Linked DNA regions of Homo sapiens: region 2 is linked to region 1. A link is a contact called in ENCODE Hi-C data. All regions are on one chromosome and are shown on one strand. The core of a region is the stretch at or near the end of the contact, and the rest is flanking DNA. Distances in the headings are between cores, read along the strand shown.

What was found. A loop is a pair of places that touch in the nucleus more often than their neighbours do. Pooled maps may share reads with other maps.
Region 2: a loop to region 1 is called in a map of ascending aorta, with 5 times the contacts of the local background. The contact joins the promoter of LINC01233 here to the promoter of ZNF43 in region 1. A Hi-C loop is called at or near these places in 2 of 168 maps with a recorded cell type or tissue (ascending aorta and sigmoid colon) and 8 of 50 pooled maps.

What each region holds. Positions count from the first base shown.
Region 1 is chr19:21,833,411-21,838,824 of GRCh38, forward strand. It overlaps ZNF43 (zinc finger protein 43), which reads right to left and starts at 2,772. Exons shown (of 4, transcript NM_003423.4): 1 at 2,626-2,772. The coding sequence starts at 2,628. RefSeq lists enhancers at 1,863-2,836, 2,366-2,455, 2,496-2,545, 2,566-2,725, 2,837-3,809.
Region 2 is chr19:22,530,029-22,535,442 of GRCh38, forward strand. LINC01233 (long intergenic non-protein coding RNA 1233) reads left to right here and starts at 2,598. Exons shown (of 2, transcript NR_110664.1): 1 at 2,598-2,886; 2 at 3,188-3,466. It overlaps LOC105376917 (a long non-coding RNA gene), which reads right to left and starts at 2,457. Exons shown (of 2, transcript NR_160728.1): 1 at 2,311-2,457.

The DNA.
Region 1 (5,414 bases), core at 1,522-4,021:
GCGCCTGCCCCTGCACCCAGCTAATTTTTTTGTATTTTTAGTTGAGACGGGATTTCACCATGTTGGCCAGGCTGGTCTTGAACTCCTGACCTCAGGTGATTCACCCACCTCGGCCTCCCAAAGTGTTGGGATTATAGGCATGAGCCACTACACCCAGGCTGTGACACTGTAGCACACATAGCCATGGTGGTTATCTTGGTTTATCCCTAGACAGTACTGAAACCCAGGATCAGAAAAAAAAAACAAAAACAACAAAATGAAGTGTGGCTGAGGAAAAATCACCCACATTTTTCGAAAGGAAAAACTTGACCTAAAAACATTCTGAAAAAGTCTCTGGCTGGGTGTGGTGGCTCATGCCTATAATCTCAGCACTTTGGGAGGCCGAGGCAGGTGGATCTCCTGAGGTCGGCAGTTTGAGAACAGCGTGACCAACATGGGGAAACCCTGTCTCTACTAAAAATGCAAAATTAGCCAGGCGTGGTAGTGCATCCCTGTAGTCCTAGCTACTCGGGAGGCTGAGTCAGCAGAATCGCTTGAACCCAGGAGGCAGAGGTTGCAGTGAGCTGAGATGGCTCCACTGCAGTCAAGCCTAGGCAACAAGAGCTAAACTCCATCTTAAGGCGGGGCGGGGGAAAAAAAAGAGTCCTGTGCCTAGGGAAAACAAAAAGAAAAAAGAGGCCAGGCATGGTGGCGGAGGCGGGTGGATCATCTGAGGTTAGGAGTTCGAGACCAGCCTGGTCAACATGGAAAAACCTTGTCTCTAACAAAAATACAAAAATTAGCTGGGAATGGTGGTAGGTGCCGGTAGTTCCAGCTACTGGAGTGGCTGAAGCAAAAGAATCACTTGAATCAGGGAGGCAGAGGTTGCAGTGAGCAGAGATCACATCACTGCACTCCAGACTGGGCAGCAAAGCAACACTGTCTCAAAAAAAAAAAAAAAAAAGTAAAGAAAAAAAGAAAAGGAAAAGAGGCACAGAGATTTTTATTTTTTACAAACAGTGTAAGGGGATTATTTTTTGCTTTCTTTTCAATATGGAAAATATTTTCAAATAGAAAACAAAATTTAGGCCGGACTCGGTGGCTCACGCCTGTAATCCTTGCACTTTGGGAGGCCAAGGCGGGTGGATCACAAGGTCAGGAGTTCGAAACCAGCTTGGCCAACAAGGTGAAACCCTGTCTCAACTAAAAATACAAAAAAATTAACCAGGCACGGTGGCAGGTGCCTGTAATTCCAGCTACTCGGGAGGCTGAGGCAGGAGAATCGGTTGAACCCGGGAGGTTGCAATGAGCTGAGATTGCACCATTGCACTCCAGCCTGGGAAACAAAGCGAGAGGAAGGATGGAAGCAAGGATGGAAAGATGGAAGGAAGGAAGGAAGGAAGGAAAGAAAGAAGAAGGAAAGAAGAAAGGAAAATTTATTTAAGTCCATCCAATGATTTTTCAAAAAATAATTAAAATATCTGTATCAAAAATATACAGATATCTAAAATATCTTTATCTAAAACGTATCTCTGTATCTAAAATGTACACTAAAAAAAAAAAAAAAATAGCCCGGCTCGGTGGCTATTTTTAAGTGCTGTAATCCTAGCACTTTGGGAGGCTGAGGCGGGTGGATCATCTGAGCTCAGGAGTTCGAGACCACCTGGCCAATATAGTGAAATCCCGTCTTTACTAAAAATACAAAAAAAATTAGCTGGGTGTGGTGGCAGGCACCTGTAATCCCAGCTACTAAGGAGGCTGAGGCAAGAAAATCGCTTGAATCCGGGAGACGGAGGTTGCAGGGAGCCGAGATAGCACCATTGCACTCCAGCCTGGGCAGCAAAAGCGAAAGTCCATCTCAAAAAAAAAAAAAAAAAGAAAAAAAAGAAAAAATAGTTGATAACGTGAATTGCGGAGAAGAAGGTGGCATTTGGGAATGTCAGAAATAAAGGAAAATCTAGTTTAGTTTTTTTTTTTTTTTTTTTCCAGAGGGAGTTTCACTCTGTGGCCCAGGCTGGAGTGCAATGGCGCGATCTCGGCTCACTGCATCCTCCGCCTCCTGGGTTCAAGCGATTTTCCTGTCTCAGCCTCCCTAGTAGCTGCGATTACAGGCGCGCGCCACCACGCCCAGCTAATTTTTGTATTTTTAGTATAGACGGGGTTCACCATATTAGCCAGGCTGCTCTCGAACTCCTCACCTCGTCATCCACCCACCTCGACCTCCCAAAGTGCTGGGATTAAAGGCGTGACCCACCGCGCCCGGCCGACTCTCCTGTTTCTAATAGACCAAAAGAGGGACTAGAAATGCCACGGACCAAAGCTCTTCCTATTCATGAAACTGCATCACGAGTCAGGATTCTCTCCTGACGACCCTCCTGTGGCCCCTGCACAATTTGGGAGAGACGCCGCGTTGCGGCTGCAGAGCTGCCCACAGAGGGCTGCAGGCCGGGACACAGTCACTGCGCAGAGAAGAGACAGGACGCCCGGGGCTGCCTCCCAGAGCAGCCGCCATCTTATGGCTGAAGGGGATTGAGGCCGAGCTGGGCAAGAACTCCGGCACGCGCAGATTGTGGAGCTGACTGCGGGAAGGCCTGAGTCACGCCACAGCCCCTTCCCCCTCTCGGGATGTCGGACCGGCACTCTCACCATTTCTAGGCTTCCGGGGGGTCCTGGCGTCTTAGCTGTGGATCCCCCAATACCCGCAGGTCACAGAGCCACAGAGGCTGGACCTCTAGCAGCAGAGGACACAGAAGAACGAAGACGAGACGCAGAGCTCCAACTGCAGCCAGAGACAAAGGCCCCGCCACATCCCGGAAGCCGCCCTGTCCTCTCCTGCCCCGTGCCTGATTGGACGGTTTCCAGCCCAGCGTCCCTGATTGGATAACTTCTAAGGTCCTGCCCCCGCAAACCCTGAATGAAAGATGTGATCAGACGCTGGGCTGAAAGAAGAAAGAATGACAGCCTAGGCTGCCGCCTTTTCAGGCAGGGCTTCCTCCCTGAGCAGAGCAGGCCCAACCCAGAGGGTATTTGCCTTTAACCTTGTGTATAAGGTCATCTTCACTTATAAGTAATATACTATATGGATACTAAAAAATGAAAACAATTGTTTTTGAATTTCAGCTTTTATGACCTTCCTGGCTTCTGGCCCTTTGAGTAGGAAGTATTACAAACATTGAATATTTTATTATTTATCCTCTGTGGGGTTTTTCTTATTCTTGAGAGGGAGTCTCTGTTACCCAGGCTGGAGTGCAGGGTCATGACTGCAGCTCACTGCAGCCTCAGCAATCTAGGCTTGAGCAATTTACCTGTCTCAGCCTTCTGAGTAGCTGGGACCACTGGCATGTGGCCCCATGCTCAGCTAATTTGTTATCATATTTTTATTTGTAGAGATGAAGCCTCACTAGATAGCCCAGAATGGTCTCAAACTCTTGGGCTCAATGAATCCTACAAAGTCAGCCTCCCAAAGTACTGGGATTATAGGCATGAACCATCACATTCAGACTGAATTATTTTATCAAAAAATTTTTTTAAAGCATTGAGGTCCATTAATAGAATTCAAGGAAATGTTATGCACATGTTTTAAAAGCAAATTAAAAAGCATATACAAAAAGAGAACATTTTTTAAAAAACTAAATATAGGTAATGTTACCAGAAAAAGTTTAGATCTCCTGACTTTAAGTTGCAGTATGCTAATGGAATATTCTTAGTGGATAGTATTCCATTTTCATAAGAAATTCAAAACAAGATAATTTCCAGGTTTTAGAAACTGATGTAAAACATAAAAATATAGAAAATCTCTAATGTGTTCCCATGATATAGTATTACTTGAAATATAAACTGGGCAAACTCAGCAAAAGACAATTTAATCTCAAATTTCAAAATAGGTACAGAAGTTCTAATGGAATAATAAATGGAATCCAGGATTTTATTCATAAAAAGGCTAAAAAGTGACCATTCTCTGTGATTTTGAAAGTAGGAATTTGTGTAAACAGATGTGTATTTGCATCTACATTTGCCTACACTTACTTTTTTTTTTTTTTTTTTTTTTTTTTTGAGACGGAGTCTTGCTCTGTCGACCAGGCTGGAGTGCAGTGGCACAATCTCGGCTCACTGCAACCTCCGCCTCCCAGGTTCAAGCGATTCTCCTGACTCAGCCTACCAAGTAGCTGGGGATACAGGTGCATGACCCCATGCCCAGCTAATTTTTTTATGATATATTCATTTATTCAGATTACTCGATAATTAAAAATTATATTTTCTATGAATACCAGCTAATTTTTTGTATTTTTAGTAGAGACAGGGTTTCACCCTGTTAGCCAGGATGTCTCCTGACCTGGTGAACTGCTCGCCTTAGCCTCCCAAAGTGCTGGGATTACAGGTGTGAGCCACCATGCCCAGCAGCTTTTAAACATTTTAGGAAAGCATGAGACATCAATCAATATGTATAAGATCTTCCTTCCCTACCTTTTTCCTTCTCCACCTCCTCCTTCCTCTCTCTCTTTCTTGGTTTGATCCAGTAATGCAGGACAACTTGAGGTGAGGGCTTCCAGGTCATAAGTAAATAAGAGATAAAAGTCTGGATTCTTGAGTCCTTGATAAGCATTCAACTGAATACAATTTAGTCTGGCTCAGTGAACCTGCATATCTAAATTAACAGCAGTGCAGAGGAAGCAATCAGATGTGCATTTGTCTCAGGCGAGGCTCAGAGAAATGACTCTGAGTTCTGTCTGTCTTTGGTTCTCAAGGAATTTCCTTGTTGGCTAATTGTAAAGAAAGTATGTAGCTTTTTTATCTTTGTAGCTATCTTATTTAGAAATAAAATGGGAGGCAGATTTGCCTGACATAGTTCTCAACTTGACTTTTCTAGTGGCTTAGTAATTTTGGCATCAAGAGATTTATTTTCCTTTAGCAGTGGAAACCTCTTTCATTATCAAGTGTAGAGGTTAATAAAAAAAACTCATAAACACAAATATAATTATTGCTACATCTTTCAGAATAGCCCATTCTAAATTTTTTTTTTTTTTTTTGGAGATACAGTCTCGCTCTATTACCCAGGCTGGAGTGCAGTGGTGCAATCTCAGCTCACTGCAACCTCCGCCTCCTGGGTTCAAGCAATTCCCCTGCCTCAGCCTCCCGAGTAGCTGGGATTACAGATGTGCGCTACCACACCTGGCTAATTTTTGTATTTTTAGTAGAGACGGGGTTTCCCCATGTTGGCCAGGCTGGTCTCAAACTCCTGACCTCAGGTGATTCGCCCGCCTTGGCCTCCCAACGTGCTGGGATTACAGGAGTAAGCCACCGCACCCAGGGTAGAATAGCCCATCCTAATTTAATTCTCATTTACTCTAGACTTTTTTCATAATTTTATAGTGGATCTTAATGTTGGAGGCATTCAAACCAGAGCAACTCAATCTTGAATAGCAGCTGTGTGAAAT
Region 2 (5,414 bases), core at 1,348-3,847, 700 kb after region 1:
TTAAAGCCAGATATACCTATATGGACTACAGGTTACTCCATGACATTACGAAGCTACAGTCAAAAAGCTAAAATAGCTTTATACATTATAAAGAGGACTCAAACCAAGCAGTCAGCCCAGCAGCAATTCCGAGTCTTTACGTCATTCTTTGAACATATAAACCAGAAGTTACCAGAGCCTCCTCCTTTAACCAAAAACCTATTTGCTCAGCTGGCTGAAAACATTGCCAGCAGCCTAGGCATTTCCTCATGTTATGTTTGTAAAGGGACTAACATGGGAAACCAATGGCCTTGGGAAGCAAGAGTTAATGCCTCAAGATAACTTTAACTGACTCTTTCCCCAGACTGATGCCCACAAGTTCAAGCGTCTGGCTCTTAAAAACTTCTATTATTAAAAGATACTGTATTGCTCATTGGGGAAAAGTTTTTACAGACCCAGTAGGAGAACTAACCTGCTTAAAACAGCAATATTATAATAAAACATTAAACAAAACTTTGTAGCAGGGCAGAGATAACTACAAAACACCCCATCCAGACCCATTCTCCCGCTTCTCTTCTCTAAACCACACTTAATATCCAAATACTTAGCAAGTATTTGGAAGTATTTGCAAGTATTTGGAAGCTCCAAATACTTGGCAAGCATCCCCTGGTCTTTATTAGATCTGTGGGCCATGGGCATATCAACAGTTGCTAGCTAAATGAACAGGGGCCTGTGTGCTTGGAACAATTAGACTGTCTTTCTTCCTACTCCCACTGCAACAGAGAGAAACTTTAGGGTATCTTATCTATAATAAAGTTGAAAAAATACAGATATAAGAAGAAATATAAAAATTAAAAATTAAAAAGGCACAAATTGGCACCCTAAAAAAAAAATTCAATACTATAGGCCAGCTACCTGGACACAAAATAAGTCATAGGCATACCGCAGTCCTATTTACATGCTTAACCACATCATAAGGTTGCAGGCAGTACTTAAAATCATCACTAATAAGACAGCAAATGCATTAAGTTTACTAACCCAGCAAACCACAAAAATAAAAAACGCCATCAGAACAGATTAACTTTAGTCTGCCCCCTAGCCCACGAAGGAGGAGTATGTAAAAAATTCAATCTAACTAATTGTTGCCTGAAAATCAAAAATAATAAAAAAGCAATTATAAAAATAACTACAAAAATAAAAAAATTAGCCCACGTTCCAGTTCAAACTTGGAAAGAGTAGTCTCCAGATTCTCTCTTTGGAGGCTAGTTTTCATTTTTTGGAGGGTTCAAAACTTTAATAGGAGTGGTTTTAGCCACACTAAAAAGTTTCCTAATACTCCCTTGTCTGTTACCTCTCATTGTTAGAAGTATTCAATCAACTATAGAGGCAATAGTAGCTAGAAAAATCAACACTCAGCTAATAGCTCTGCGTAAATATCAACCTTTGTGTTAAAAAAAAACAAAACTTGTCTCTTCAGGCAAAACTAAGTAATAGTAATGCTTTCTATTAAACTTCTTTCATAAAAATCATCAAACGGGGGAAACTGAGGCAAAAATTTAAAAATAATAATAAGTACTACATGTATTCACTCCAAGAAAAGTAAAAGCTAAGGCCCAGAATGTGGCAAGGCAGGGGTTTAAAAAAAACAAAGAAAAGAACAAGTTTTCCTCCACCTAGCAAGCTCATTTCAAGGACAGTTATAAAATAACGCTGTCCAAATAGCCAAGGCCAAAGGAATGGGCTCCAAACACCCCATCCCTTCCAGAGCAAGGTTAAAAAAACAAAAACAAACAAACAAACAAAAAAACACACACACAAAAAACCAGATTCTTTACTGTTACTCTTTTCCCATGCGTCCTCACGGCAGAAGGCAGCCTTTCTGTTACATCTAGGAATTGAACAGAAAGAGGACAGCCCAAGCCTCATTTCAGAGAGGTCTGGTATACTCTTAGAAATCTATGAGACGGTCATCCCTAAATCCATTAATGTTTTTTCTCTCTGAAGAGAATCAAGGGAAACTGATGCTTCAGAAAGATGCCCCATATTACCCTGTGACACTCAAAGTCCCCCAGATTGAGACATGAGGAAGATTCAAGCTGTCAAGTTCAGTTTCCCAAGATCTCTTTCATGGTAAATAAGCAAATCTCACTCCAGGCAGGGTCTGGGCTGTTAAGGGGAGGGGCTGACTGACAAGACTTTGATGGGGGGAGCCCAGTGGCACTTGGGGGCCCAGCCCAGTAAGCCTCGGGAGTGGCATGAGCTCTGGCCGCAGTCCTGCCATCAGAGGGATTCTGGGGCTGGGTGGGGGAGGCCATCACCTGGCGATAGTACCTTTTTCTTTGCAGCCGCCAATTTGCTCTGTAGGGTTTCTTCAGACATTGCAGGGCAGGAAGGAATGTGGGGTTGGGGCCACGTCAGCTAGATTGCGGCTTACCACTGGGGAACAATTCCTGTCGGCCACCGCGCAACTGTGCGACTGACCAGAGGAGGCGTAACCAGGGCCTACTACAGCGCAGAATAGGGGGCGTGGCCGCCATCCTCCAAGTCCATTGGTCGATGAGAAAGATGACAGAGAAAGGAGGCGAGGCCAGGCAGCAGCGCGTCCAGGTGGGTGTGAGGCGTCACAAGGAAAGCTGAGCAGGCAATTGCTGCCCCGCCCACTCTGGGAAGAGGGGCGGGGCCGCCCGCTCCAGAGGGACGGAAGCGGCGGGGCCGCCGGATCCAGGGACAATGGGGTGGGGCGGGCTTTCCCTGGGTGGGCGCAGCGGCTTCCTGGGTCCCCCTCACGCTCTGGGTCAGAGTTCCTTTACAGGCGGACCTGAGAGGCAACTCACCGACTCCTGCCCTGGACCCTCCTGCGCCACTGAACCCCCTGACCTGGGAGCCTCGGAACCTAGGGCTCAGGAGGTGGGTGAGGAACGGACTCCACAGTTTCTTTCCTGACTCCTCACAGCCCTGCCCCAGACCTTCCCTTCCCAGAAATCACCTCCAAGGACCCCTAATCAATGTTCCAGACGCCTACCTCTCGGAACGCCCCATTCCTAGAGGGTCCCTACCCTGATTCCGGGAGCACATTTGCCCCCCTTTCCAGCTGGATCCAGTCCCGGGCTCTCCTGCTTCCCAGCTCCTCCTCCCGCACCCAACAGCACCCCTTTCCTCTCAGAGCGGCCGTGGGTCCCATCAGGCTTTCCCCTCGGATCCTCTGCAGATGAACCAGGACTTATCCGAAGGTACCAAGTGAACTTCTAGGAAAAGTCCAATTCTCAGATGCTGGATGTCTTCCAAAAATGAAGCAAATTAGTAACTTAGTAGCTGAGTCAACTAATCCTGTTAGATGGTCAACACTGGTTTTTTTATTTTAATATTTTTAAGTGGCAACTCTAGTGTGTGAGAAAATTAATGTGACAGCTGAATTTGTAGAAAGCTGCTTTGACTCTCTTGGGCCCCTTCATAAGCCCTGGAACTAAATAAAAGTCTAGTGAATACAGGTAAGCTCCCTTCTTTTTCTCCATATTTACCCCTCACTTCAACTATAATTTCACAGGTCCCTTTTTCCACATTCAAGGTGGTTGATAATAAAGTGGGAATGTACAGGATTCTCTTTAATCCTGAATTAGCAATCCAAAAATTAGAATTTGTTGCATTCTTAGAACTACGGTCAGGGTTCCTGAGCAGGTACTCAAGCAGACACAAAGACAAAACTTCCATTTTATTTCAGAAGAACCTCCATAATCCCATGCATTAATTCCCATCATAAATCATCTCATCTCATCCATCTATCTTTCATCTATCTATCATCTATCTGTCATCTGTTATCTATCATATAACGATAATTCATCTATCATCTATCATTCATCTGTCTATAATCCATCTATTTATCATCTATGTATCATATATCGATCATTCATCTATCATCTATCATGTATTGATCATTCATCTATCTGTCATCTATCATTCATCTATCATCTATCATTCATCTATCACCTATCATCTATCATATATCGATAATTCATCTATCATCTATCATATTCATCTATCATCTATTATTCATCTGTCGATCATCTATCATTCATCTATTTATCATCTATCATATATTGATAATCTATCATCTATCGTGTATCAATCATCTATTATCTATCATCTATCTGTCATCTATCATATATTGATCATCTATCTATCACCTATCTATCTATATATCATCTATCTATTTATTATCTCTCTCTCTCTCTCCTCTATTAGTACTGTTTCTTTGGAGAACCCCTAGTACATATACTCTTTTTCCTGGCTCTTTGAGTATAAGGTGATTTGCTAGGGTTAAGAATGTAGCCTCCTGGTAGGCTGCAGCGAGTTGAGATCGCACCACTGCACTCCAGCATGGGTGAAAGAGCGAGACTTCATCAAAAAAACAACAAAAAAAGAATGTAGCCTCCTGTAACCACTAGCTCATTCCTTATTTAAATGGATCCCCCCCACCCTCCCAGAGCGCCACACTTTTTGTCCATTGATCATTTGTCTTGATATACTTGACAAATGTCATTGTCATGCATGAAACACCTCCGTAGCCAATAGTATGTGTATTAAAAATAACGCTTCTTCCTCTTCCACTCAAAAGAGAATTCTAATATAATGGTTATATATAAGGAAAATTTTAAATCTGAGTTTACTTTTTAAATTATATTAAAACATTCACAAAGTGCAACACTTTATTTTTTATAACAGATTATTTGCAAGTTACCCTTACCACAAAATAGGACAGTCCATTGTGTCCTATCTAATGCAAAGATTAAAATAAAAGAAATATACTTCAGCAAAAAGAACTATAGTCAATGAATGCTGTTTGTCAGGAAGATATAAGTTCATATAAGGAAGTTTGTTTCTGATTATTTTACTCTAGGGTGTAAAAACTCCTCAACAAAAATCAGTTTGTACTGGAATACAGTCTGTCATGTTTAAGTCATAGCAGCTGAGCCAGGACTATATTCTTCACTACATCAAGTAGGATGAAGGAGCTCCAGAAATACTTTTGAAGCAGGAATTTAAAGTGCGGATAGGATGGCTACCATTTAAGTGATATTTAAGTTTCTCCCTTATGAGGCTTGCAAGGCCCTTTGGAATCTGACTTCTACATCCTTCCTTTCCAACATCATATCTCATCATTTCCCCTTTTCCCTCCTCTAACAACCTCCATTCATCCACATCATGCACTTCAGCTATTCTGAACTTCCCTCCTGAAACCAGCCACTCACAGAGCAACACTTTTCAAATCCTGGCTCTACCTGTGTAACCTGAGGCAGGTTTCCAAATTCTGTGTGTCCCAGTTTCCTCATCCTCATTCCTAAATTTGGAACAATAACACTCAAGTCATAGGGTCACTGTAAAGATCAAATGAGATTACAACTACTCATGTGAAATTCTTAGCATAGTACCTTTCATTT